Regions from separate parts of the Mus musculus genome. Here all the other regions are linked to region 1. A link is a loop called in an ENCODE intact Hi-C map of the cell type or tissue named here. Cell type or tissue: left cerebral cortex. All regions are shown on one strand. Each heading gives the region's core, and the rest is flanking DNA. Links, peaks and the distances in the headings are about the cores only.

The links. Peaks named below come from ENCODE experiments on the same cell type or tissue, not always from the same donor. Only the 100,000 strongest peaks of a DNase experiment are listed, where the experiment ranks them.
Region 2: it touches region 1 in a loop (8-fold over the local background); 3 of 42 quality-filtered maps call a loop at or near these places.
Region 3: it touches region 1 in a loop (5-fold over the local background); 3 of 42 quality-filtered maps call a loop at or near these places.

Annotation. Positions count from the first base shown.
Region 1 is chr2:3,278,937-3,288,913 of GRCm38, reverse strand. It overlaps Nmt2 (N-myristoyltransferase 2), which reads right to left and starts at 4,702. Exons shown (of 14, transcript NM_008708.2): 1 at 4,508-4,702. The coding sequence starts at 4,617. In left cerebral cortex, for the core only: CTCF peaks have their summits at 3,211 and 4,646; DNase peaks (open chromatin) are centred at 4,294, 4,917, 5,441, 6,050 and 1 more place; H3K4me3 peaks cover 2,974 bases; H3K27ac peaks cover 2,700 bases.
Region 2 is chr2:3,213,952-3,223,928 of GRCm38, reverse strand. It overlaps Fam171a1 (family with sequence similarity 171, member A1), which reads right to left. Exons shown (of 8, transcript NM_001081161.2): 6 at 3,560-3,676; 7 at 345-459. Among named protein-coding and RNA genes, the nearest start is that of Nmt2, 65 kb to the left of the region's middle. In left cerebral cortex, for the core only: no CTCF peak of the experiment used is centred there; DNase peaks (open chromatin) are centred at 4,627, 5,055 and 5,490; H3K27ac peaks cover 2,291 bases.
Region 3 is chr2:3,168,171-3,178,147 of GRCm38, reverse strand. All of the region lies in intron 1 of Fam171a1 (family with sequence similarity 171, member A1), which reads right to left. Among named protein-coding and RNA genes, the nearest start is that of Fam171a1, 55 kb to the right of the region's middle. In left cerebral cortex, for the core only: CTCF peaks have their summits at 1,956 (motif pointing right) and 4,802; DNase peaks (open chromatin) are centred at 4,695, 5,341, 5,948, 6,149 and 3 more places; H3K27ac peaks cover 3,457 bases.

The sequences.
Region 1 (9,977 bases), core at 2,256-7,255:
ATTTTTAACAAAGATGCCAAAAGCCTATTTTGAACAAAAGCAAGCCTTGTCAACAAATGTTGCTACAAAACTGGATATCCAAGTATAAAAGAACAAAACTAGATCTGTACTTCTCACTTTACAGGAAAAGAGATCGATTCAAATCCTAATATGAGACTGCAACTTTAAAATTGCTACAGGGAAGCATAAGGAAAGCACTTAGATACCGGTGAAGATGCTTTCTAGACGTATCAGGAAATGTTAGAAAGAGTTGGCAAACGGAACTGATGGAATTAAAAGGCTTCTGCACAAGTGAAGTGATAGCTCATGGTGGAAGAAAACTCTTTGCCAGTTATACATATGACAGAAGTATCTAGATTCTGTAAAGATTACCAAGGAACCAAACAATCTAGTCAGTAAAGGGTCAAAGGAAATGAACAGGCAGCTGTCAAGAGATGAAATACAAACAGCTAATAAATATTCAAAAAATACAGCTCAGCATTCTTGGCCACTAGGAAACAGCAATTAAAACATTGAAATTCCATCTCATCCCCAGTCTGAGAGACTACCTAATAATATTACTGAGTAAACACAACAAATGGTAACTAGGATGGTGGGGGAAAGGCAGCCGTTGTCTGTTGGTGGAAGAAATGTAAATTATCCTAACCAGTATGGAAATCAGTATAGAGGGTCAATAATAATAACAACAGTAACAGTAACAACAACAACAACCAGTAACAACTATTTTATGAATCAGTTATGCCACTCTTGGGAATATACCCAAAGAACTCTAAATCAATATAAAACCTTTTATTATTTTGTCTCAAGCTTTTTTTTTTAATTTTTTATTAGGTATTTAGCTCATTTACATTTCCAATGCTATACCAAAAGTCCCCCATACCCACCCACCCCCACTCCCCTACCTACCCACTCCCCCTTTTTGGCCCTGGCGTTCCCCTGTACTGGGGCATATAAATTTTGCGTGTCCAATGGGCCTCTTGTCTCAAGCTTTTTTTTTTTTTTTTTTTGAGACAATGCTGGCTATGACTTAAACGCAAGGTTTTCCTCAGCTTCCAAAGGCCAGGATTACAGCCACCACATTTAACTAAATTTTTTGTGGTATCAGGGATTAAATAAAGCCAGATAGATATGCATAGTGGGCAACTCCTCTACCAGGAAAGTACATTCCTGTACCACCTCCACCCCCAATTTCTGATTGCCACAAGGTGAGCAATCGTATTCCTTAAGTCATTCTATGCTGGGCTTCTGCCCCACCAGTCACAAAACTGAACTAACGGACCACAGCCAGAAAGCCCTGAAATTGTGTGTCCAAAAAAAAAAAAAAATCAATCTTTCATTCTTTAAACTGTTTTTCCCATGTAATTGTCACAGTGATTAAAAAGCTGATTTTCATAGGATGAAGCTAAGGAGTCCTCTAGGATGTAGTTTACAAGTGGAGAAAACATTCCTTAATAGGGCAAGAAGACCTTGGGTTTAAGTAGACTTAACATTGTGGCCATCTTCAACAGTTTTTCCAAATCCCTTCAGAAACTGAGAAGGCAGAACAAATCAAGACTGAGTAGAATAGTCCATATTAAAGACCCTGAATTACCTCTGCAGCCTCACACTGGGGTAGGCAAGTTCCTAGCAGAGTCATCCTGGAGACAACCTCTCCCCACTGCCACCCAGCAAAGGAATGATAGCTTCAGTCATTTGGACTTTTCATTGGCCTCAAAGTTTTCAAGTTTCCTCAAGCTCCACGAATCAGGTGGTAAGGCAAGTCACTGAAGGGATCTTTTTAGGAAATCCTCAATTATCTTACTTCTAATTGTCCATATTTTATTTGAAAATAATAAAACTACATTGTCTGAGCTATCATCTCACTACTTAAAACTGCCAATCTCCTTGTTCATCAATGCTTTGAGAATGCATGTAACTTTTAGAGTGGTATACTGCTACCATACTTGGGTGGACCAAAGAGTTGATGTACACACTTCCCATGACAAAGATGACACTCAAGTATTTTATAATACTTATGCTATTGCTTTAAATTAAACACAAAACCTCATCTTCTGTTTATGGGCATTCAATATTACCCATAAAATAAAATATAAAGCTAATGAAGAAAATTCTGCAAAAACAAAAGCATAGTGGTATCTCACTGTGTATTTTTCCTTTATTTGTATCTACAGTTTCAACACAGTAAGCTAGAATAACTCCTAGATGCATTATACTGAATGTTGGGTGTATATTAATCCTTTCAAGCCACAGGGGAGCTATTGAACAAATTACAGCTCCATGTACTGACCATGGCCTATTGGCTCAGAAGTAATACTTTGCCTATTAGAGGTAAAACATTATCTGTTCATTCTCCAGAGGCTCTTTATTTGTTGTTTATTTAAACTAGTGGAGAATGAAGAGGCCAAGTAAGGAAGGAAAAGTTTTCTATATTTTAACACTGATAAACTTTAGCTACTTAAAGAAAACTTGGGTTTCTATGGAGCACTATCAATTCATGAGCCAAATAAAACAGAACGACTTCCTTAAATTGTACTGTCTAAATTGAAATCAAAAGAGGAAAGCAGTTCAACAGAGCAGAACAGTTACTTCGGTTTTGCTAATCTCTCTATACTTTAATATATAACAATTACTCCATTATATTAATTTTTTAAACTATAAGTTATCATGTTGCCTACTCTTGGTTAAAACAGCCCAATCTACTGGGCAGCTCTAAATTTTGATTAAGCATCCTAATATATAATTAATGTGCTGATGTGTAATAAATCTGGAAACCTCTTAACTGGGCCCAAAATGCCTGTGGATGCTCTTATGGGAACTTCAAACAGCCTACCTATAGCAAGGCATCAAACAATTCCAGATCAGTGGTTGCAGAGAAGAGTATGTCTTTGTACCAAGGGTATCCTGGACTTTGTAAGGAAGGAAGCTTGATTTAAACCCCCACCCTAGCATACCAATCACACAGAACAATATAACTTGAAGAGAGATAAGTCCAGGGTCTCCCCAGAAAGATAACCTACGGGTGCTGAAGTTCCTTGAGTTATCTATCCACTGGCGTGCATATGGACCCACTTCTGGCAAGACGGCTAGTGTTTCAAAAATACACTCATATTTAGCTATCACAGGCAAATTTCTATTACTCATAAACAGAACTCAGGCTAAGATTTCTGAAGAATTGCCTCTCTGGGCTTAAAAAAAATCTAGACTTGAATGATAACATTCAGTACTTGCAGCTGCCACTGAACTGTTCGCTGAAAACCTTAAAAAGCAACATGCCAAAGGGAGATATATGTAGTCAGCTTTTCTTTTTTGACATTTGTCATTTAATATCTGATAACGTATTCAAGATCAATACAGCCTCCTTTCTTAAAGCTTAAAGTAAACGTTGAAATAAAATACAAATACTTTAAAGACTCTCCATGAACTGAATAAATAAGCCATCTGTGACTCAGGCTTCCCTATCGTGTTTTTAGGCTGACCCACTTCTCCAGTCACCATGGTTCGCAGAATCTCACTTCTAAGGGGCAGCAGTAACAGTCTGTGCCAGCGCATAGTTTGAATCCAACAGGGTAAAAGGCTGAGGCAAACAGCACCTACAAAGGGACACCGGTCTTTATTTAAAATGATCCTCCAAACCCCGCCTCTAAAACAGAACTTCAATACCAGCCTTAACCAGAAGCAGTCTTTTCTCGAAGAAAAAAAAATCAAGTCTGTAGGGGAGAAAAGAGGGCAGCATAGATTGAGAAACCGATCAAATGTTAAAGTACTTGGTGCATTTGGCTTTGGAGATCAGACACCAGTTTTGCAGGAGGGGCAAGGTCGGGGCCGCGGGAACTCCGTTCACCCGTCAGCTCTGCTCTAGAAAGCTCTGAGGGCACGCTCAGAGGCCGCAAAGCTGAACGCCCTCAGGCGTCGGCTGAGACCTGTCTCCCTCCCCCTCTCCCGGTCTCGGCGCCCCTTTCCCGGCCTGGGAGGCAGAACTTTGCGCAGTTCGTCGCCAGCAGCCGAGACCGCCAGAGGCGCATCCCTATCCCACCCCCACCGCCGGCTCTGCGGGTTTCCTCTCTACAGGGGGTTAGTGGCGGCTGGGGGGGGGGGGCGCGAAAGAACTAGAAGGATGCCAAGGCACAAGTGGAACGACTTGCATCTCCCTCGCCTCGCCGGTCCAAGACGCCGCCACCGCAAAGGGAAGGGCCTTGCGTCCTTGCTAAGTTCCCACCCGAACCACTCGCCGTGGTAGGGTGAGGCCAAGCCAGCGGGGGCGCGCGGCAGGTGACTGTCGCGTCGCGGGTTCCCGGGCCCGAGTCGCAGTCTCCCCGCCCACCTCAGCCCTCGCCCACCACTGCGTGCTCCCCGAGAGCTGGGAGACCTGCACCTCACAATGGTCTCGGGATGAGGACACCGCCAAACGGAGCCTCCGGTCTAGGGGCTCCCGCACGCCACGAGCGGGCGCGGGAGCCCTGAGGTGCGCGCGGTCCCCGCCCTGTCGCGCCCGCGCGCCACCTCCTACCCTTTGGCGTGTTCGGTCTCCTCCTCATTGTCTCCGTCTATTCCGCACGTGTCCTGGTCGTCCAGCTCTAGGCTCTGCTGGCTGGCCGCAGACTCGCTGTCCTCCGCCATCGCGGCGGCTCCGAACGGCTGGGGAGGCGGCGCTCCGAGCAGCAAGCAAGGCGCGACAGGGCGGGCGCGGCCGCAGCTCCCTCTAGTGCCGCCCACCCTCGGGCACCGAGTCTCGAGTCTGCGGCCCCGCCCACCCCCCGGTCACGCCCATCACAGCCGGCCCGGCCCCGCCCACTCCCTTGAGGCTCCCGCCTGTCTATGCAGTCCCGCCCGCCTCAGTCAGGGCGGGCCCCGCCCACATTGCGTGCCTACACCCGCCCACTTCATCAGTTCTCCCACTTAGGCAGTCGAGGCCCCGCCTACCTCGCCTTCCCACTTCCGCCTATTTTAGCGGGTGAAGACCGGCTCCTCTCGTGGTCCCGTTTCCGCCTGGGCTAGCGAGGCTCCGCCCACCTCGCCTTCCGCTTCGGCTCCACTCCGCCAGCACTGCCCCGCCCACCTCGCTCGCCCGCTCGGGCCTCCTCAGCGGGCACGGCCCCGCCCACCTCAGCCAGCAGAAGGGCGAAAGCACGAGGCCGGCCCTTCCTCAGTCTAAAGCTGTGAGGTGGGGCGGTGGGGGAATGGTGGAGCCGGAGCGGGAGCCGGAGGCCGAGGCTTTTGGGCTTGGGGCGTGGCCTGAATGAGGATGCGTTTGTGGCTCCAAGGCTAGACCTGGTCACTGCAGGCTGGATTGCAGGGCTGCGCGGCAGCCTTTGCGACCACTGCCTACAGATTCTATATGTCTGTGTGCCTCAGCGCTCTCGACTTCTGCAGGGATTTTTTTTTTCACTCAGGCCTGCGATTCCCTAAAGCTCTCCCTGCCTCCTCTTCCACATGTTCTTCAAAATTTTCCATTTCACATTTTAGTATCTAATGCTTATCGAGCCAAAGCTCCGCCCTCCCCACCTCCCCGCTGCAAGCAGCCTCAGAGTCCTCAACAGAAAATGACTGGAGTTGGTTTTTGTTTGGTTGACTGGGGTTTTTGTTTGTTTGGTTGGTTTTTTTCTTTTGCTTGCATGTTTTTGTCTAGATGGGTTCGGCTGAGAACAGAATGAACATTTTGTGAAACATGAAGACACCCAGATTAGGGGGATTGGGTCGTTTTAGGCAAGTCTGTCGGCTCTCTCCTAAGTGAAGGTCATGACCTAGACCACCAAGGAAACCTGTATGGGCAGTGTTGAAATCGTCCTCCATCAGGAAACAGGAGAGGAAGAAAGCCAAGCATGGTGGCCCATGCCTGTTATCCCAGCAGTCCTGGATGTAAAAAGTCCCGGAGGTCAAAATGAGGAGTTCTTTGAGGCCAGCATCCACTGCATACAGAGTTCAAGGACATCTTGAGCAACAACAGACTCCTCTCAGGGAAAATAAAGGACTGGGGGATAGAGGAAAGAGAATCTCCTGGGTGTACCAGATAAGGCAAAGGTGAAATCCATATTGCTGTTAAATACTTCCCACAGCAGGCACTCGGTTGCATTCCAGAGACAGGGATTTTTCAAAGATCCTGCCAGACCACCAGAAGACTGTGAGGCGGTTTTACAAAGGCAGTTGCTGAGAAAGTTACCCAAACTCTGTAACGAGGGGAAAACTCCCTAAAAGCCACCTGAAAATTTTAGTGTAAAGCAAATCTCCCCCCAAACACGCACACAAGTGCACACACACACACACACACATGACTATGTGGTTAACATGCAATGAGCTCGAATGACCTAGAGACAAAACTTGCAGAGCAATTTCAAAGCCCAACATTTGTCTGACCTTCTTGGAGGAAGTGTAAGTGGGACCCAAAGATGGAGAAAATGCACTTCTGTGCTTAACAATTGCAACTATTTCTCAGACAAGGTCAAATGTGGCCTCTAGGTTCAGACTTTAGGATAAAGGCAGGCAGAGATGACTAAGGTTCCTGACCCTCATCTTCATAAACTGAATATAGCTGAATAATTAACCTGTCAACAGAGACCTAACCAGGAGGTATGAAGTCAGTCATTTTAACCTGTCAGAGGGCTTGGTGGCAAGACAATAGAGACTGGGGAAATCAATATCAAGATTAACATATAAAGGAAGCCAATAGGCAAAGAAAACATGGAAGCCTTCCCTCCCACCCCCTACCCTCAGTCCACATAGCACAGAATAGAAAAACACATTATAAGCACATTGTATTCAAATGTGTGAGAGACTGGTGCTTTCTGAATGTCCTGTGAAGGTTCCTGTGTCTTATGGCATAGTCTTTTGAGGCCCTTCCCTCAGCCCACTAACCCACTCTGTTTCTCAGGAGTGCCATTTCTTTCTTAGTAAAGTAACTATTTCTAACCGTGTGTTCCCCAGTGCAGTTTCTTATCCTGAGACACAAGAGTCAGGTGCTCTCTGAGCTCAGAGCAACCCATGTCTATAACATGTTCAAGCATTTTTCAAACTCCCAAGGCAAAGGAAATACAGCACACATTTATTTATTTTAACTTTCAACAAACATTACCTAAGAAACCAAAAAAAAAAAAAAAATCAAGAAAGCAAATAATTCTGGAGAAATTGAAGAGAGGACATTAGAATTCAGTAAACATCAGAAAATAATGACAAGCAGGGAACATTGTTCTGCAGAATGCAAAGGAACAGGGCCAGACATTTGCACAGTGTTAGATTGAAGCCTTATATAATCCAAATGCTTCTCTGCAGAATATTAATCTTTTACAGGAGAGAGAAGTTTGTGGCCAGCCCCGGAGGAGTCCTAAATTCTATCATCATGTGCAGAAACTCACCTCGCCTCCAAAGGGCTTTCTGTCTCTCTCTGGCTTCATCCAGGAGTCAGAGCCAAGTGGCAGTGTCGGGAAGATGAAATCCAAGTTGAGGGGAAAACACTTGTGCAGAGTGTTTGCCAGTGTGTTAAAAGTGTCCCGTGGGACTTTCTCCTTCTGCTTGGCTTATCTTTTTATGGAATACAAGTACAAGATTGTGTTGTTGATCTTGTTCACTTCTTTTTAAAGTATATATATATATATATATATATATATATATTTTTTTTTTTTGGTTTTTCGAGACAGGGTTTCTCTGTATAGCCCTGGCTGTCCTGGAACTCACTCTGTAGACCAGGCTGGCCTCGAACTCAGAAATTCACCTGCCTCTGCCTCCCGAGTGCTGGGATTAAAGGCATGCGCCACCACGCCCGGCTTAAAGTATATTTTTAAGCGTCATAAAATATGCAGTGTAGAACTTACTGTCAAACATTTTGTAAGCATATAGGTTGGTTTCATTTCACACCACCAATACGTAGAACATTTCCCCTTGCTGAACTACACCTCTATACCCATTAAGCAACTCCTTGGTTACATCTTCTGGTCAGACTGTGGGAAATACCGGTCTACTTTTGTGTATGTAAATCTGACTACTGTAGAAAGTCATATAAACTCTTCACCTTTTTTTTTTAAGATTGATTTATTTCACATAATATAATGGTCTCAACATCCTTTATGTTAAAGCATGTGTTGGCGCTTCCTTTCCTTTGAAAGCTAAATACTATTCCATTGCCTGTATGTGTTATGAGTCCATTCATCAGTGGGCATTGAATTTTTTTCCATTCTTTGGGTACTATGAAAGCAAGACCTTGCTTTCAGTTCTGGTGAACAATTCAAACAGAAGTAAAGTGGCTGAATCATATGCTATTTAAGTTTTTGAGAAACAGACAATGGTGTCTATACACGGCTGCTCTGTGTCCATTCCTGTGAATACACAAGGGTTCTTACTTATCTGTAAGACTTGTCTGGAGACTCCAATGCTTGTCCCTCCTACTACACTTCTTTCCTTTCTTTTGTCCAACAACAGCAGTCCGACTGGGTGGGGATGACATAATTCAATATAACCAGGGACACATAGCATGCTTAGATATAAAGCACATTTTAAAGCCAATAATAAATATTATGTTTCCATGTTTGTGTGTGCAAATGTACATATAGGTATGTCTGTGTGTTTGGAGGCCAGAGAACAACCTTGGGTCTCATTCCTCAGGTGCAATCCATCAGTATTTTTGTTTTTGTTTATGGTTTTGTTTTGTTTTGTCTTGTTTTTTAAACTGGCTTGAAATTCAACCATGTAGGCTAGGCTGGATGGCCTGGGAGCCCCAGGGATCTTGTAATCTTTGCTTTTCTTGACCTCGGGTTACAAAAATGTGTTATCACTCCAAATATTTTTTCAAATGTAGCTTTGGAGGATCACACTCATGCTTGGAAGGCAAGCATTTTCCTGACTGGGGTATCTACCCTGCCCACTAAGCAAGTTTTTGAAGTGATGGCACATGCCTATAGTCCCAGTAGCTTAGGAGGCTGGGGGAGAATTGTGCTTGAGAGTTCAAGGCCAGTATCTTGGGTGTCAGGCAAATTATGTTTGACCTGAGCCTTGGAGAACAGACCTGTAAGCCCAATACTAGAAAGACCGAGGCAAGATTATTAGTTCCAGGACAGCCTGGGCTAAATAGCTAGAAAACCCTGTTCAAAAAAGAAAAAAGAAATGAAGAAAGAAAAAAAAAAGCTGTACATTTGAAATACATTTTGAGAGCAATTCAAAGTCTTTCACCCCTATTGCTAATTATTTTGTGTATATTTTTCTTATTGTGTGAATGAGTAAGAAGGTGCCACAGTATTGTATTATATATATCCCAATGTTGTGAGTCTATCTGGACTGCACAGGACAAGCCTAAGTATAACCTCACTGATTTTCCTGAAAGATGCAGAGATGTTGCCATGGAGGAAGAAGCAAGGTTTTCTTTTGGAGCTGAGAGGCTCCTTCCTTTGGTAAAGAGGGCCTCTTTGAAACAACACTGCTTTCTGAACTCTGGAAAGCACAGGCACTGTCTACCAGCACATCCCAGGGTACTGTGCTTCCCATGCTCATTTCTCAAAATACATACAGATGGAATATGCCTGAGTCGTGTTATTATAGCTTCTTGCTATAACTTCTAGAAAGCCAGCGAATGGGTCACTCTACCTCATACCTCATTTCTCCTGGTTTGTAAGCCCCAACGCTTTCTCCCTAGTCCAGTTGCAAAAGCACTGAGGTGCCATTTCTCCTACCATGGGTTTCCTGTGAGCTCAAGGTAACAGTGCTAGGAAAGAGAGACGCAGTTTGACTAAATTCTCCTAGAAATAGAGATTTCTTCCAGGGATTCCATGTGAGCACCCTGTTCTCCTGCCTAGTCCTCCAAGAGCAAGAAGAGATGGGAGGAGTGGAAGGGAGAAACTTGTCTAAGAAGGCATAGAGGAGAAGCCATAGAGCCAAAAACCTTTAATTGATGTGTAATAGAATGCCATCTTGGTAGCTCTGAAGCAAATGATAAGGTGGGCTATTCCCAGGGAGGAAGATTCAGTAAGGTATTCACTTGAATTACTCTGAGTAAATAG
Region 2 (9,977 bases), core at 3,242-8,241, 66 kb after region 1:
GGCTACAGACAGGTGTGAATGGCTACACTCATCTTTCCACCTGGGTGCTAGGGATCTGACGGCCGGCCGCTCTCATGCTCACATAGATGGAGCTCTTACTTCCTGAGGCATCTCCCTAGCACCTAAGCTCTCATAAGCCCCTTACCATGACCTGAAACTTTACATAACCTGTGGGGTCATTTGCAACTTACATTACATGTTTGCATTCTAGGTAATTTTCCATGAGTTAAACTAAAATGGTTTAGGGGAAAAAAGAAAGAAGAAGGAAAAAAACATTTCCGAATACCAATTGCATAGGAAATTCTACATTAAACAAATACATCATCCAAATGGTAACACTTTACCTGCAATAATATAAAAGGAGACACAGCAAAACCAAAAGAATGAAAGCCATTCCTCCTAAAATGGCCAAAAGAAACACCGTGTGATACGTGGTAATGTCCTGTGTCATAACGGGACCTAGAAGGTCAGAAAATCGCATTTTAGAGCTTTGAATTCCTTCATGTAAGAATAGGAATAATGAGTTGAGAATGTAATGACTTAAAAAACAAAAAACAAAACCCTCTTCCTGCCTGCGAGACAGAGTGGCTGGTCAGAGACACGATGGCTGTTTTACCCAAGGTACCGTCACTCCCATCCATGACAGTCGCTAGCCCTTCAGTGGCTGGTAGCCCCTGATGCTCAGGTATGAAATGCTCTTATATCAAGGGGATTCCCACCCCTCCCCTTAGAGGAGAAGCTAGTCTCTCACAGCAGCATGCCCAGCATTCTAAATACATGATCTTTTCATAAAAGAAAATGAATGCATGATAAACCACTGAGTAGAACCTCATGTCCGAGAGGAACCAAGAACCTGGGGATTTTACAAGGTGGCTATGACAAAAAGTGGCTATGACTTTATTTTCACTTTTCCTGGAAATTACTGCTGTACAGAATATCTTTTGCCTGAATGAATTGCTTTAAATATATGATAGAAATTTACTGTAATTTTAAAATGTCAAGTCTGACCAAAATACTTTCCTATTTAAAGAAATTACATAGTCATCCACAATATTGTTTTTGTTTGTTTATTTTTATTTTTAGCAAGGCTAATCTCTTATGGTCATAGAACTCTCTAGCACTTAAAGAAAAGATTTGCTAGAGATAATCAGAACAAAACAACAGCTTTTAATTTGCAATGTAAAGAACACCAAGGGGTGGGTTTAAGTTTTGCTCCCAATGTTCCAGGGCAATGAGAATCGGCCTCATAATGTTGTGAATAATATAAATCGGTAGCTCACATGGTAGCTCAAAACAGATTGGTAACAAAACCTCTCAATGACATTTATTCTTGTCCAGTTCCCTGCACTGTCCAGGAGATGGGACACAGTGGCTTCATACTATTTATTAACAAGTACCCATTTGCTTTATTATAAATTTGCTTTTGATGTTCAATGACAGATTTCTTTTTTAGAAATATTTTTTAAGGAGACAAATTTTCACTCCCTCCCTTTCTCCCTGTTCCCTTCTCTCTTCTTTCCTGGGGTTTCACTATAAGACTGGGCTGGCCTGGTTGGCCTTGAACTTCCCGGAACTCTTCTGCCTCTGCTCCACTACAGCTTGGACGAGCCAGCATGTCTGGCTCAAATCTTTTAAAGAGCTAAATGAATCCAAGGAAGATTACTGGGTTTTGGAATTGATGATACTTCCTGAGTCCAGAAGAGAATGGAATTCTCTCTTAAATATTATATCTTATAAGATACACACACACACACACACACACACACACACACACACACACACACACACATATATATATATATATATATATATAATATTTCTTAAATTTAGTGGGGTGGGAAAGTGTGTACGTAGATGTCTGTAACTGCCTTAACTGTTCATAGGACATCTTAGTACAGAGATAATATTCAAAGACATTGGATTTGATCCTCCATACAGAAGTAAAGAGAAGGGCAGGGGGAGACTTTCGTCCTGTAAGACCATTCTCAAGGTCTGTTAAACACTCAGAATGTAATTATTTTAGCCCGTGTCAAAAGAAATCTTCATAAAACTCACAGCTTAAATTTTAGTCTCTGCTTAAGCTCAGAATTAAGGAACAAAACCGTAACCGTTTTCTTCTTGGTTTGTGGCGCAGGGAAGCATAGCTTCACTGAAATTTGTCTAAGTAAAAGACACAGTGGGAAGATTACCCACGAAGCAGCACCATGATGTGCACCACCGGGGCAGGGTGGGGCTGCTTTTCACAGCTTTGAGTCTTTTCTTTCACTGCGTGAGAACTCCTGGGGGCGGGGGGGGGGGGGGGGGGGACCTGTGCTGGGATGCCCTTGCTTTCCTCTTTATAAAAGCTCATATTAATATTAACCTGTTGCATGGTGGGAAAATTGACAGCCACAGTTGTTTGAAATCCATCTAAGAAAACTTCCCTTTGGTGGCTGGACTTTGTGGCGTTCACTCTGGTACCTGTGGCATTTCATTTCTTCCTCTCTTTTGTCTACTTTTGCATACTCCAAATTAGGGAAACAGGGTGTTTCTGTGGCAGGCTTACGCTGGCAATGCTGCGAGAGCAATTCCTTCGAGGAAAGCGCCGAAGAGTGTGTATTTCTTAGACAGGAATGTGGTGACTGAAAGGAAGGCTTTTCCACACCCATCTAGGACTAGCTCCATCCTAGTAGTCACTTAGAAGGCCAAAGCATGAATTCTAATGCTTCAACATTAATTCCATTGCTAAAATATTTCGAGCTCTCATTTGGAAATGCATCGATCGTGTCTTTGTATGAAGTATCTTTTAATCAGCTCAATCAGGTATCTTTTAACCTATCTCAATTTTGTAACTCAGAACAGATGTGCTTTAACATGTGTTCAAAACAACACAAAACAATATTTCTGATGTAGCCCCAGCATAAACAATGGTAAGGAAAGTGGATTTTCCAAGGTGGGTGAGTCCAAGTGGCATGCATGGCTTTTAAAGGCAGTGAAGGGAGATATCACTAGGAAGAATTCTCATGAGAAGCACAATGTCCTGCAATATCACTGGAATTATGTAAGTATATATACATACACACATATATGCATATATTTATCATATCCTAAACTCAACTCACATATTCTAAGTGAAGATTACTCTTTTTAACATTAGGCAGCTAGCTTTTCACTAAACTGATCAGAAATGCTAAAGCAAGCATTTTGCCTCAAGAAGCCCCCAGTGATGGCTTTTGGCTGAGAGTTTGGCCTTCAAGTTTACAGATACACTAGGCCACAGCTGTTTTGGGAACTAGGGAGGAGAAGGTCCCAGCCTCTTCTGAACACTTTCATTAAGAATTCCTAAAGGCAGCTGTTTGAGCAAGATGGAACTGGAGACAAGACCATTTCCACGCCTGGTGCCTGGCCTCCATGTCAAAGTTCCAGGTACTGCTCTCCACTGACAAAACAGCCTTTACCATTTGACCTTCCGAAAGAACACACCATGAACTGCCTATAGAAGTTATATTTAAGTGAATGCTGAGCTCAGATCCCCAAAAGAAATCCACCCGGATTGCCAGCCCTGTTGGTTCTGTGTTACCTGGGATGGGGGGAGACATGGCTGCCACCCAGTACCCCAGCTGGGGAGCAATGTACGTCCACGTGAGCTGACTGCCTTCCTGGTGCACCAGGCCCAGACCACTCTTCAGCCACGTTCCTGTGGGGGTGCAGAAAAGAACTTCATCAGGGTACATTGACACGAATGTTTATAAAATCCACTTTAAATGTCGCATTCACAACTTGCTGGATAGCCCAGTCAGTCACATTACCACCTACAGATTGTACACAACTTTCGGTAAAAAGTCTTTGTGACTTCTCTGCAGGGAAAGGTGAATAGTTTTGAATTTTTTTGTGTTATCAGCTAACTGCATTTCAGTCACTTTAGTGCCTGCCTCTTTTTCCAAACAGAAAGTCTGAGCAGAAGGCCCCAGAGTTCCGAAGGGTCAGAGTGATGGCGTCAGTGTGCTAGGAGTTGGTAGAGATGGGAAAAGGGAGGATAGAGTCGTTCATAGTATTTACATTTAAGCGAATAAACATATTCCTTATCCTAGTTAAGGCTAGGTCTCAATTATTTAGAAAAGATTTATTTGCTTATCTATGTTCACAGCACCAGGGATGCCAAGCAATTACTCTGCCACTGAGCCCCACCTACCTCCAGCCTCATATTTAAAAATACCCATTCATCAATGCCATTTTCGCATATCCTGGATGAGTAAGTCTGGTGTGGGCAGTAATATTAAAAAGTTGCCATTAAGAAAAATCTGCCGTGTGCTAGCTTACCATGATACACTCATGGCCTTATATTCATGATCTATGATTCCCACAACAATGCCATACCCCATGATTTCATTTCCTTGGGGGAAGGGAGATTGAGGAATGATGGGCTTTAGAACTCTCACAAGACCTGGGTGCTGTGAGCACAGCACGGGACCTGGGTCTGCCTGGCTGCAAGGCGGACGTTGCTTCTGCTGCTGGGCCATGCAACACTCCCACAGACCTTCTTGGAGACGGATGACTCTGTTCCTTTCTCAAGCCTTCAGGCAGAGGCTCACAGATGGACAAAGTAGTTCTAGGCTAACGGACTGTTTCCTAGCTCAAAAGGCAACACTGCTCACCAGCAGGAACCTTGTATCTCGAGGCCTGTGATGGCCTCTGTGGGCAGAAGCCCAAGAGGGAGGCAGCCAGGTAAGTGACCCCCAAGGCTTGTGCACACCTCTCCTGAACCAGCAATGGTTGCACAGGCTGCACACACAGGGATGCTTTTGAGCCCTCCCTACTCCTACAATCATGGACCACCCGAAATGGCCACGTGGATGATCCTGGCTGGATCAAGTGTGTCAAGCAGCTGACCCTATGTCTCAAGTTCCAGGGTCACATTTTGCTGAGGAACTGGAGATAAAAACAAAAGAAAACAAAACAACACTTGGGCTGCTTCTAGGCATTACTAGTTGCTATGGCGACACTCAAATGCAGTGGGTGGGAAGGTGCTTCCCACCTCACACCCCCTTTCCTTTGCACAGCAGTGGCAAGGAAGGCAGGAAACGCCAGGCATAGTAAGGGCTCTGCATTCATGAGTTATGAATGTGACAGGCCTGCCTGAGAGGTCATGGCTATAGGTGATTTTGGTTCAAGCTAAAGCAGAATGTAAGCTACAACAAGGTTTCTAAAACAAGTGTGAGACCATGTCATGAATCATGCCAACCCAGAGATCGCGTAGCATCTGAGAGTACCAGTGGTTCCATGGGCCTTCTAAGGAAAGGGAAACAGAAGACACTGAACACAGTAGAAAGGAGGGTTTCTATGCTGGGCAAGGATATTTCTCCAGAAGAAGAGAACGGGTAAGTTTCAGCTTCTCCCATCACCCCCTCATGCTCCCTTCCTGCGTGACTCACAAACCCCACCCACTCCCACGCACTGCTCCTCCACCGGCACAGCAGGCAGCATCTTCGGATTAGCCAGGATGTGGCCATGCATTTTTTTGGTTGGCTGTTTCTCCAGATTAGATGTTTGAGTCACTGCTCTTCAAATGGATGCTAAATGGGATCCAACAGACAAGAGCTGGAAGCTGAGTCCTAATTCCTGTTCATTCATAAACTGCCAACTCTGCCCAAGTTGCTTCTTAGAAGAAAATCAACTGAAATGGACTGGAAAAATTCCTCCAAGTTACACATGACGCAAGCCAAGTGGGTGGAGCTATTATCAACACTGCGAGTCCATACCCACTGCCAAGATGACCGGTCCCTGTTCTAGATAGAACATAGAAAGGCCATATGCTAAAGATGTCCAAAGTGCTTTGGAAGGTCAAGGGAATATTGTCACCTGGAGTGGTGGAGTAGGGCTTGTCAGTAAGGACAACAGATGCGGACGGGGAGAGGAGGGTGACAAGGCCACTCAGGAAATGGAGCAACATGGAGAAGCATGGAGCAGTGGACCAAGGACTGGGAAGACAGGTTCAAGGTGAACAGGAGGTAGTGGCTAGGCTATGGCTGGGAGGAGCTTCACATTTGCTGGTAGACCTGGGAGAAAACACCAGAGCTATAGAACCTGAAAACCAAGGCCAACTACAGTCCTGTGCCATGCGCCTGTCCTAGCTAGTCCTCATGACTGACTGCTGTTGTGGGTCTAACCTCACATACCATGCGCTTGTCCTAGCTAGTCCTCATGACTGACTGCTGTTGTGGGTCTAACCTCACATACCATGCGCTTGTCCTAGCTAGTCCTCATGACTGACTGCTGTTGTGGGTCTAACCTCACATACCTTTCCTCTGTTCTAAAAGACACACATCAGAGTGGGGAGAACTTCCCACACATCTGCACATTCTGTCTCTCCTCCTTCCTGGGAAATGTTTTTACCGTACCATGTGCTGCTTACATGCTGTTTTACGTCTGATCTCCTCCAATGGGTTACAAGCTCTGAGAGTGTCCACCTACGTATTGTATACCGTTTTGTCTTCTACTAAGTGTACGGGTTCCCTTCTCTACCACCCTTATCTCTTCCAATTCCCAACATTAGTTGGTAAAGAAAGAAGGCTAGAGGGGAAAGGGGGGTGTCAATTTGATCTCATGGACTACTTCCTGATGATTAGGGAAGGTCCTTGGGGCAATGCTGATCTTTATTAGGATAACTACAAGGAGCCAGCAGCCAGCAGGAAGCAGCAGCAGGAACAGGAGCAGTAGCCACTGCATCTCTTGGGGGCTCTAGCATTTTTATACCCTCAAGAGTTTCTAAGATTCCTATCTGCAGCTGGCAAAATCACACCCCGACAGAGCACAAGGCAAATCATAGCCAGCTGCTGTGGGCAGTCTAAATCAGCCCCATATTCCACACATGGGATTAAAACAAAAACACTCCTATAATGTTTCTGTGTTTAAAGAAGCCAAAATTCTCATTACAACCAAGTACCTCGAACTATCTTCAAATAGGAACTTACTTTCACATCGAGTGAATGCTAGAGAAGCAATCCAACAAATAGCATCAGTATCCTTCCGAGAAAGGCTGGATGTAGTTGACAAGAAAGTGATCCTAGCGGCAGTGGGGCTAAACTGGGACGCTCCCCTTCCAAACGGCAGGGAGAGAAGCCAGCTGGGGAGAGGCATTAACTTTGGCAGACCTTCTATATAATACACAACAGGGTCTGACAAAAGTGTGACGCTGTTTTGGGATTCGATCGTGCTGTTCCTGGCAAGGACATCTTCTAAGATTTCTGTTTTTAAGGAAGGGGAGGCCACAGGAATCGTAAGAATTAATGAACTGTGTGCTGGCAACATATGCTTCTCACTCCTGAGACCCTGACGCTATATATGCAGAACGAATGATGGGGCTTTCCTACCTGGGGAGGGAGAGGAGGGCTTCCCAACAGTACATTGGTGCACTGAAGTGGGAACTGTGGTGAAGATGGGCAGCAAGGCATGGGTTCCTGTTACAGGCAAACCCACCAGCGAGCAGACAAAGCTCATTCAGGTGCCCCGTGCTGAAAAGGTTATGAGATAGCAGGGTGCTAAAAAGGGCACTTTCATGTGCACATGTGTGGATGCCAGCCCTGTTCAGACTGCGCAGAGCAGGGTTTCCTCCTTTTTTTTTTTTTTTTTTTTTTTTTTTTTTTTTTTTTTTTTTTTGGCTTTTTCGAGACAGGGTTTCTCTGTGTAGCCCTGGCTGACCTGGAACTCACTCTGTAGTCCAGGCTGGCCTCGAACTCAGAAATCCACCTGCCTCTGCCTCCCAAGTGCTGAGATTAAAGGCGTGCACCACCATTGCCAGGTTAGGTTTTCCTTTTAAAAGTGGAAGAAATATCCAACTGTAAAAGATCTTTATTTTTCTACACCTTCCACAAGGGTGAGGCCACTTTTGGATGGCTGCTGGTACTGCTGAATATGGCCTCTATGAAAGGGCCGTCCTTGTTAAGATTCTCATCTTTGCGATCCAATCACAGGGCAGGCCCCAGTGAACAACATTTCCTGGCTTCTTTAGCCCTACTTCATCTGCTCTGGACTTTTATCTTTCCCTAGCCCGCTCCTTCTCAACCCCTTCCCATGGCTTCCCTGTAGGTTTTCTCTGTAGGACTCCTGTGTCTACTTCATACGCAGGCAATTGAGACCACTGCTGGGACACACAGAGATAATGGCTGTCACTTGTTGATGGCAGTTAGGCAGAACCTACACTTCCTAGTGCATTTCCAGCCCCACCCACGGTGGCTTTAAGGTGGAAAGGCCATGTGCAGCTGCATCAAACTGATTTCAGAGTTAGCAGGGTGGCTTATTTGCTCCGACATGAGCTGTGGTTGGGACTGTTTGTGAAGGTCATGTGGTTCCCCTGCCAACATGGAGGAAAGAGGTGTTGCAAGATTGGAATTTCTAGCTAATCAATTCTCAAACAGCTTTAGGGAATTTGGACCCCTTTTAATGGAATCTTGAGCAAAAATGAATACATACAACAGACAAAGGAAAGCTGCTCATAGAAAGGGGAGCAAAGTCCCTTCCCAAAGGGACATTCTGCTGTACCTGCCAAAGTAGTGACAGAAACAAAGAAATAAGAATATGTTTTCATTTTAATCCCAGGTGTGGGAGGTGGGGCTGCTGTAGACTGTCCACAGCAGCTGACTATGATTTGTCTCATGCTTTAGCAGAGACATGATTTTGTCGGCTGCAGATGGTTTCTCCGATTGTGTGACATTTGAATTCTGGGAACTTTTCAGAGGGTTTATAAACTGAGAGGTGGGGTGGGTTGTTGGTTGGTGTTTGTAGTATACAATGAAGAAACAACAGCAAAAAGAAAGGAGATATCCTGAGTGTGAAGATCAAACTTTCCCTAGTCAGCAGGAAAGTAATCTAATGATAATGTTGTCCCCTTTCAGACTGCTGACTTTATTTAGATCTCTCTCTCTCCTCCTCCATCTTCCTTTCTCTCCTATCTAGTAATAGGGGGTGAAACCTGAGGGAATAAAGGGTGGGAAGAGAAGAACGCACAAAGTAGCAAAAAGAAAGCTACATGCCAACATCTGAGAAGGAAGTTTGACACAAATAATGAAATCTGCATGTAATTTTGATTCAGACACAAGGGGTTTTCTTGATAACTTGAGGCCATGGTCATGATCAATGGCAGGTCTAGGTTCAATGACCCTAGGAACATGGACTTGAGGATTCTGGAGAAGGTTGGTCACTCTTATGAAAAATAGTTTTTCTGCTGCCCATATGTTCACTGTCCTTCCTATACATTATGTCCTTGTTGTCAAGTTCTGTTCCTTTACTGCCGCTGAGGTCCAACTTGTCACACTCAGCACTGTTACTGTCCCCTTATCAAGGTGTGTGTGAGGGAGGACAATCCAATTATCAAACAGTGGCAACCTGAATCCTCACACACACACACACACACACACACACACAGAGAGAGAGAGAGAGAGAGAGAGAGAGAGAGAGAGAGAGAGAGAGAAATATTTTCAGGAATGTGCGAGGTGTTGAGAAGTGTGCCTCTCTTTTGGAAGTGTTTTTGTTATGGAGTTAGCTGGCATGGTTCACTGTGTGGCAAGCATTATGAGTTATTTAAACAGGAGCTGCATTTGACTCTAATGACTATTACATATACTAACTATCAGATAAGGTACCTCATCCTTATCTTTAAGATGGGATGGAGTCTCCTAGCAATCACTGAAGTGCTAGTTGGTTACTATGCAACAACAAAATCAACTTTTATTTATATAAAATAAAAGTATATATAAAGGACTCTAAAATGTGAAAAAGGACTCACTTAAAATGCAACATATCCTTTGAAAGAAGCCTAAAGAGCCTAGATTTATCTTGCTTGGCATATTTATTTTGCCTGAATACTTCTCTTTAATAGGAAAGCTACCTCAGCTTAACTTCATAATAAGTACAAAGATCTGATGTTATGAACATCATTGAGTTAAAGGAATTATAAGCAGAACCCAACAACACTAGAACATATTACACATTAAAGTTGACTC
Region 3 (9,977 bases), core at 1,948-6,947, 110 kb after region 1:
ATTCTGACCCCGTGTTTTTCTTCCTCTTCCTCCTCATCCTCTTCATCTTCTTCCTCCTCCCCCTTCTTCTTTTAATTCTTTCTTTATTTTATGCATATCAGTACACTGTCACTCTCTTCTGACATACCAGAAGAGGGCATCAGATCTCATGATAGATGGTTGTGAGCCACCATGTGGTTGCTGGGAATTGAACTCAGGACTTCTGGAAGAGCAATCAGTACTCTTAACTGCTGAGCCATCTCAATGGATGGGAGTCCCCTGGTCATTTTCTTAATTATTAAAACTTAGGAAAATAAAAATAACAAACAAAACTTTTTTTAACCCTAAAATTAAAAAAAAAAAACTTTAAGAAATAAAAACTTCCTATTTTTTCCCCACAAGCTGCTTCGTCCTTTATTTTTTTCCTGCTCATGTGACAGATAACTGAGAGGCAGCACAACACTAGGAAACAGGTTAGATATTCATTCATCCTTCCTGCTTGCTGGCCACCAGCTCCCACGGCCTCGGGCTGCTACAGTTGCTGGGAGACTCACGATGGGCTCTGCAACTGTCCCAGCAAAACTGATATAAGCATGCCAGTACTGCTGTTTGGTCATCACAAATGTGTTAAAGGCTGGGGAGATGGCTCGGCAGGTACAGGTATAGCGTCTTCTGTGTGAGCAGGAGGTTTTGAGGTTAGATCTCAGCACGGACATAAAAATGCAAGCATAGCAATGCATGCTCATAATATCAGTGTTGTGGAGATGGAGACATGAGGATTCCCAAGCTTGCTGACAAGCCAGACTAGTCAAACTGGTGAACTCTAGGTTTGGTGAGACACTGTCTCAAAAGAAAAGGTAGACAATGATAGAGGAAGACTTCTACCTCGAGGCCCTCAGAAACATATACATATGTGCATGCCCATGTTTCCGACATTTGCACACACACACACACACACACACACACACACTTTTGTTTTTAAAGGGAGGCCCTAAAGAATGTGGCAAAAGGAGGTTGGAAGCATAAAGAGGTCAGATATGTGTACAGAGGGACAGCACCAAGTCAATAATACTAGCAAAAGCAGATAATCAAGGTTGAAAATACACAGGTCTACACTGCTGACAAATTAAAATGAAATGAATGATTTCCCTTTATTCAGGCATGAGATGCTTACTGAGCTCTGACTCTGCCCCTAGGGCTGCAACTGTCACAGCACGCATGGGTGGTAAAGAAGACAGGCAAGTACCAAGCAAATGCAACAGCTGCAGAGAGCCAGGGAGGTCTCAGAAGCAAGACAAGGAGGCACTTCCAGGAGAAGCCATAGTGGGTTATGCAAGATGCAAAGGGTCCGAGAGGATGCTGGGCAAGCAGGGGTCAGATTACTCTGCGAGCTTCATGTAAGAGCTATTGGAAGTCACAGAGGAGTCAGGCAGTTTGTGGATATCAAACTTGTGCTATAGAAACCTCTAGGTCTGGGTGACACATGTTCTGAGCCTGAGGCAAGTATTCAGAATGAGCATCTGGCTCAGGCAATCTAACAATCTAGGGAGGAGATGACGATGGAGCAGGCTCCAGCCTCAGTAGGCATTAACTGACGGGGGCAACTCCAGAGCTAGACACTATTTCAAAAGAGGTGCCCACTCCTGTAAATGCTTTATGCTCAGGAAAGGAGTGAACCTGGCACACCCACCCACCCACCACTTGCTTCATGTGTTAAGCTGCCTTCAATCTGAAAAGCTGGTGGTAACTGGGAACGTTGAGGGAGGTAGGAACCAGGAGATCATACAAGTGACCATAGAGGCTCAGACACAGACCGTGCAGAGCTAGGCTCTCTGGATTAGACCCACATGGTAGAAGGAGAGAATTAACCTTTTTTATTTTTTTTAAATTAACCTTTATTTTTATTTTATATGTATAGGTATTGTGCTTGCCTGCATGTATGTCTGTATACCACATACATGCAATGCCTATGGAGACCAGAAGAGGGCAGTGGTCCGCTAGGACTGGAATGACAGAATGTTCGAGAGCTGGGAATAGGATCTGGGTCCTCTCAAAGATGCAAAACACATGAAACTGAAGAACGAAGACCAAAGTGTGGACACTTTGCCCCTTCTTAGAATTGGAAACAATCATCCATGGAAGGAGTTACAGAGACAAAGTTTGGAGCTGAGACAAAAGGATGGACCATCTAGAGACTGCCATATCCAGGGATCCATCCCATAATTAGCCTCCAAACGATGGCACCATTGCATACACTAGCAAGCATTTGCTGAAAGTACCATGATATAGCTGTCTCTTGTGAGACTAGGCCGGGGCCTAGCAAACACATAAGTGGATGCTCACAGTCAGCTATTGGATGGATCACAGGGCCCCCAATGGAGGAGCTAGAGAAAGTACCCAAGGAGCTAAAGAGATCTGCAATCCTGTAGGTGCAACAACATTATGAACTAACCACTACCCTGGAGCTCTTGACTCTAGCTGCATATGTATCAAAAGATGGCCTAGTCGGCCATCACTGGAAAGGGAGGCCCATTGGACATGCAAACTTTATATGCCCCAGTACAGGGGAACGCCAGGGACAAAAAGTGGGAATGGGTGGGTAGGGAGTGGGGGGGGGAGGGTATGAGGGACTTTTGGGATAGCATTGGAAATGTAATTGAGGAAAATACGTAATAAAAAAATATTAAAAAAAAAAAAAAGAGCAACCACTAGTAACGTCTGAACAATGTCTCCAGCCCCCAAAACAATTCTTGAAAGTGTTTTGTTGTTGTTGTTCTGTTTTGTTTTAAACTTTTACATGAATGCTGGAGCATGCACATCCTATCCTAAACAAATAAATTTAAAAATAATAAAAAGGATCAAGGCCACAGCATGAAAATTAGGGATGGGATATGCCATACACAGTCAATCCCCCAGTCTTGTCTTTCTGCAGGCGGTGTAGCACACATGTATAACACAGAGAGTTTCTTACTTAAGTTGGTCTTCCTTGCCACCCAAGTAATATGCTAAACTATAACACAAATCAACTCAGTTTTCAGTAATATTCACATTATAAAAAAACCCCTGGAAGTGGGCGAGTGGGAAGGGTGTCGCCAGGCAACCTTTGATGATTCATGCAATTTTATGGTAATGTAACATTTACTAACAATTGGGATTAAAGCTTCTGATCTCTCTGCACTGTATGATAAGATGTGGTTTGTGAGCAAACAGAGCAAGAGGACATTCCCTCTCGCCAGCCTCTTAGACTCCACCATGTCCATGCCTTCTAATACGGGCCACTTTGTTTATGTTCTGTGATACATTTTGGAAGACATCACTTAGCACTGACTTAGCATGACATGTTAAGATTCATAACAGTAGCAAATTACAGTTATGAAGTAGCAATAAAGTAATTTCATGGTTGGGGTCACCCCACCATGAGAAACTGTTTTCAAGGTGGAGAAGCACTACCCTACACGCTGATGGGGATACAGGTTTTGTAGAGTAATACGCTGCATTAGACTATCCAGTCAGCAAAAGTCATCCTACTGTTGACATCTGGAAGGGGCATTTGACTGTGTGAGGCTCTGTTTATCAACACGACTCCCTCTTTAACTCTGAAAGGAAGAGTCTACAATTGGCCCTGGGTAAGGAGCATTATTAAACGTTGTCTTCCAGCCATGACATGACTGTCACAGACACGAAAACGCAGCAGCCATGGTTATCGGCACAAGAAATAAAATAAAGCAAGCAAACAGAAGACATCAGAGTGGGAGGAGTCTTCTGGGCAAGCAGCAGTCAGTAAGAGTGGGAGAGGGGCAAGAAAGAGGGAACCAGGGGTGGATATCATCACGGTAGGCTGTCTTTAAGTATGCAATTGTTAAAAGATGAATAATACATGAATAAAAATAGAATTGCTCTCAAGAAGCCGTATCCTGCTTCTTTGCTGTTCAGTGGGAGCTCAGAGTACCCTTTGAAGCAGGGACATCTGATTTCTAATCTGAACTTGGGACACCGTTCTGTTTGTTCCTTATTGTTTGTATCTATTGCTGGGTTCTGTTGAGTTTGATTCCAAAACACACATCTCCCAGATAGCCTCCACTGTGTATCCTGTCAACGCTGCCCTACTTCAACCCCTCACCATCCATCATGCAGACCGCAAGCTGCATAGCCTAGTAACAAAACTGGCCTTCAGCCCTGGGTCTTGAAATTCCAGAAATCAGAGGGCCCAGGAAGCCAGGACAACATTTGTTGAGGTGGGGATGCTGGGAAAGAGACTTCCATCTGTGGTTGGGCCAGAACCACTGTTGGGATGGACATGGCTTCCTGGTTATTGGTTATGGGGTTCAGCTGGAAGTACTTTCCGGGAGAAATGACAAGCAGGGTTGTGAGAGGAAGGCAAGAAATGAGCAGCGTGGGTAAGCTTGCACCTTCCCAGGCTCCCTGGTCACCAAGACAGAGAGGGGATAGCCCAGGCTCTGCTGGGTTCATATAGACAGAAAGGGGATAGCCCAGGCTCTGCTGGGTTCATACAGACAGAGAGGGCATAGCCCAGGCTCTGCTGGGTTCATACAGACAGAGAGGGCATAGCCCAGGCTCTGCTGGGTTCATACAGATAGAGGGGACAGCCCAGACTCTGCTGGGTTGACATACTGACACACTGTACTTGATCTGGAGGATAGATGCAGGTTCTTCCATTGGCCAAAAGACTACAGGGGAGTTGTCCAGTTTGGAACTGTGGAGGGACATTCTTGCCATATGGCTAGGAACCTGCTCTGGTGTTGAGCCTGCCTTCTCAGATGTTCTGTGATACACAAAAGTTTTATGTGGGTCTCTCTTCTATTCTCATGAAGACTGCTAGAGGGAGTAGTGCTGTTTGCTCTCCCGGATGCTGGACCATCCAGGACCGACCGACTGAACAGTGACCAGGAGAATCTCTCTCAACGACATCCCTTGGCCTTCCCCCACCCCAGGCCTTCCTCCTACCCCAGGCCTTCCCCCACCCCAGGCCTTCCTCCTACCCCAGGCCTTCCCCCACCCCAGGCCTTCCTCCTACCCCAGGCCTTCCCCCTACCCCAGGCCTTCCCCCTACCCCAAGCCTTCCCTTATGATCTCTACTCTGTCTACTCAGACTGAGGGAACCCAAGAGGTAGTTGCTCAGGCCTCTTCCTGCCTCATACACTCATACAGTGAATTATTTCTAGTCAGGAATTTAGCCAGCCAGCACCTCTAACTCAGTCTCAGGTTTTGCCAGTCCCAGAGTCTGGAAGTGGGAGGCAGTGTATGTTGAGGAATTTTCCCTGCCTTCATTCACAGCGCCTCTGCTCTTGGCAGACATGAACAGTTTGGCTCTGTGGGCACGGACTAGTCCATTTTAAGCAGTACAGGGAGCATCTGCCTTGTGGGCAGGAAACTAAACATTATCTTTCAGAAGTCCAGCATTATCTTTTGGACATTTCCTCTCTCACTGTCACAGATTTAGAACTAAGTGCAACAAGGCTGTTTCAAATTGTTGGCAAGGGAGGAGGCGGCTCCAAGCAGTAAGTTAAAAGCTGACATAATTGCAGGGACAAGAGGACGGAATTATGGTATGTAATCCCCACACAGGCAGGGATTCCCGAAACTGGGATTTGATAAAATTGCCTGAAGACACAAAAAAAGGCAGAAAACATGCTTGCTTTCTTCCCAGCCCCCTTCAGCTTCAAATAATGTCTGTTTTATTTTTACATAAATGATGGAATACATTTATTTTATAATATATCATCCAAGCATCAAATTAAGCATTTTCTATCACTCCTTTAAAACCATTCACTGGTGCAGAACCGTCCAGAACACTGAAGGTTTTCACTGGACCAAAGCTGGGAGAAATTTTCGCTTGCCTTTTTAACCCCCCACCCTTCTGCACTCTCAACACTGAGTCTAACAAGCTCTAGGAAGTTGTGGGACCTGACTTGGAGAGGTGGTGACTTGTGTGGAGCTGGTGGCTGCCTGTTAGAGCTTTGGCTTCCCTTCCGAATTTCTCCAAACTGGCTTTCTTTTGGGGTTGGGTTTTAACTTTTCCTTTCCTAAAATATTTTTGAGCTGAATTTCCACAGTAGTCCATCCTAGCAGGAAATCTGACATCTCTCTGGCTTGGTTCTCAGAGCCTTGTAGAAAGAAAGCCACTTCTCCCTTGCAGGCCTGCTCTCTGATGTCATGTTGTCTGGCGCTCTGGGAAGTGCCCCGCAGCAGGCAGAGCAGCTGAGCAGGAAGTCACCACTCTGAGCACCCAACACTATGATATGCTATATTTAACCCCAATCTAGCAGATTCACCATGGGCTTCACAGCTCTTAACTGAAATGGTAAAAGATCATTTAGTCACTTAAAACATTGTCTAAAACGAGAGTTTTACCAGACCCTTGCTCTTCTTTTATCTAAGATATGTGTGCTTCTGTTACTTGGGTCTCAGCACAGCAGTGTGTGGTTTGAATCTCTGTCACTAGATAGCCAGGAAAAGCAGGCTGGAGAAGGCCTTCTAAGTGCAGGACAGCTTTCTACCAGGCTGTCTTATCTCTTTCACAAACACAAAAGGCTTACTTGACTTAATGATCTGATAAAATTAAGATGTACTTTGTCACTTGTATTCCCATAATTTATTTATCTTTCATATGGGGTACATGCATCTTCTATTATTTACTTTTATTTCTTAAATAGATCATTTAAAGTTTTCAAATCTGAGAGAATGAAGTCCAGTAAAAATTACACATATATTTTATAGACCTATTATATACTTTATACTAGATTATGTGTTAGAGTATTAATTAATTAGTATAATTAGTGTACACCTGTAACAATAACTATATGAGATCAAGACAAGTTTGAGCTACATAAAAATTCCTTGCCTCAAAAAGAGATTATTGTGTCATATATAAACCGAAGAAGGATAGTAACATTTCACATAGCTTAATGATTATCTGCTATAACTTGTATGCTCTTGGATTCCCTTCCCAGCCTTATTATGGCACTTGGCAATTCTTGTGTCTGATTCTAAAAGGAATACTCACCTTGGTGAGTGCAGAGGTCAGACCCCTGTACTGGCCCCCCACAGAGTATGGACAGTGCAGGCACACTTCAGTGCAGGGCCCTAGAAACCCCTAGTCAGCCCTCTCCAGCTATTCTCCAGGTAGCACCTGTCACTGTCGATGGTACAAAGAGCCTCTGCAAACCTCTCTGTTGATCTGAGGTCATGTGTGATAAGGAACTCCTACCTCTGCTCAGTTTATTCTTAAAAGCATTGCTTAGTGTTCACTAGGGTATTGCAATCTCTATACCAGTATCTGGCTTCCTTTCTACCCACTGGAGCAGCATGGAGAAGATAAGTTTGCAACAACGGCCCTTGGGAACACAGACCGCCATTCTGCGCACCATTTAATGGTCTACCACCCCAGCCAGCTGACTCGCGCACAGCAGCTCGGGGAGAGAAGGCAATGTGGTCGACACAGCAGCTTCAGCTTGCAATGTGGTAGACACAGCAGCTTCAGCTTGGGAAACAAAGAGAAGAGCTCTGTTCAGGGAGCCAGTGAGGGTTCCTCGCACATTCTTAGAGCATCTTACTCCCATCACAGTCTTGACAGGCTCTGCACACGATGTGCTCTCTTCCCTCAACCTCTCGAGCTCTCTGTGTCTCCTATGCACACACTTCTGGCTTGGCCAGAAGATCTCAGGGCAACCAATCAGTGTATTCTTTTACCCCTTTGTCTATATGTCCATAACCTGTTTGAAGCACAAACTGATGAGTATCCAATGAGCAGGAATTTCTAACCCACTTGTCAGAATGTTGAGATGTAGAATACCAAACATTTATAAAAATACATCAGTTAAAGGAATATGTCTCTCTCTGTCTTTGTGTCTCTCTCTCTCTCACACAAACACAGGCACAGAAACACACACACACACACACACACACACACACACACACACACACACACACATATCCCTACTTTTGTATTTTTCAAGTGTCAGGATAACTTTCACTTGAAGCACACTATAATAGAAACAGAAAAATATCAACACCCTCCCGTAAGTTCTGGCTAAGGCTCCTGTAAAGTCCGTCCATTCACTCTGAGGTAAGCCGTCATCCACACTCTGTTATGCTGCATGATAAAAAGGAAGATTGTTGGGGCTGCTTCAGCATGTGCCTTCTGCCATCAGAGCAAATTTAGGATAGCTGGATTCTTGCAGCTAGCCAAGGTGTTCCTGAGCTAAACATCTCAGGGTCTTTTGAAAGCTACTGCTGGACTTGCATAATTTACGTGCATAACCACATGCTCATGGGAAAAATTAAAGACATCATGTTCCTATGATCTCACCTAAATAAGCTATCTCATCAGTTATACAGCAAACTAGACTGATCCGACCCCAGCCTTCTGCATGTACTATCAGGAACCACTTAAGGACTTACTCAGCAAAAAGATAATGTGGCTTGTCCAAAGAATAATTAAAACAGCTAATGATATAAAACATAGTAAATATGGTTAAAGAGGAAAAAAGTCATGGTCAGTCCAAGCTTCACAGAACTTGTCCATAGAGGCTGATGGATATTCACAGGTCTAGCAATAGTCTCATTGTTGTCAGACACTGTACGATAGATAATGGTAATTACACAGCAGTGCAAACATGAGATGTGTTCACTGAGCTCACAAGCTCACCGTATAACTGAACACGAGAAGGACAGTGACACAATATGGTGACAAACAGACACAGCTTTAAGGTACTGCTGCTTCACTGGTGTTTAAAAATGCCCAGGAAGGCACAGATTCCTGTCATGCAGATATGGAAGATGCTGGGGATGCCTAAGTTAATGAGCGACGGTAAACATGTCTGGAAAACTAGCGTACACACCTCAGCCAAGCTTCAGACATCTGTTGGAAGATGCTAGTGCAGTGGTTACCAAGGCAACCTGGGTAGGGGAAAAATTGTGTGTGCATATTTCCAGCTCCACCTATACCATTTCTCTGGGGAGAGGGGGTCTAGGGATACAGTAAGAGCAAAACTGTATAGCATTTATTTTGCACAAAGCCTTGAGATTTGAAGAGAATGATAATGGTTATTTTAGCAAATCATATCTCCCCATGGGAAGAGGCTCAGCACATACAAGCGCTAAACGGGAGGCAACTGGGAGGAATTGGATTCATTAATTACTTTGAGAATTAAAGAAAATGGGAAAGAAAGGGCCAGCGGAAGAGGCTGCTGGAAGGCTGTGAACGGCTCGAGTGTGTGAGACTCCCTGGCACTTGAAATAGTACAAGAGACAGATGAAGGCGCCCTCAGAAGCTCAAGTTTAATCAATGTGGCGATTAAGTTACACATATGAGCTTATCTCTCAAAGAAAGGGAGCTATTTAACAAGCTACACTGAGCTGTTTCATTGCGAAGCACGATCCAGACGGAGCCGACATTCCAAGCCACATCAGTGTCTATTTAGGAACATTTTTGGAGTGTCCATTTTGTGGCAAAGCAGTATGGGAAGGGATTCGATGCTGCTAACTCAATCAGGTCTTGAAACGTTTACAGCCTCTGTGTAGCCCAGGCTGGCCTCGAACTCATGATCCTCCTTCCTCTGCCTCCTTCAGCAAATCCTACCAGGATACACTACCACAACTGGCATTTACAGCCTCTGCCAATCCACCACTCTTTGTTCATAAAATAGCAATGTCAACTGCCTTGAAGAGATTGTAGGTTTTGCTGGAAGACTGACGGGTAACAATATTTATATCACATCTGATAGTAGACTCTTCCTGATGTCACTACATGGCAAGCACCCTACTAATCTTACCTGTGAAACAGTCTAAAAACCATCACCTTTACCACAACCACTACTGCTCTCGCTGTCATCCGCTATTAACCCTTCACCATCACTATCACCACCATTCGAACTCCCCCTATTGGTACCCACCCCCACTAGCATCATGACCCACCAGCACTGCCACTACTAGTGCTACCACACTGTCAGCTTCTTAGTCACAGAAAAATGGAAGTT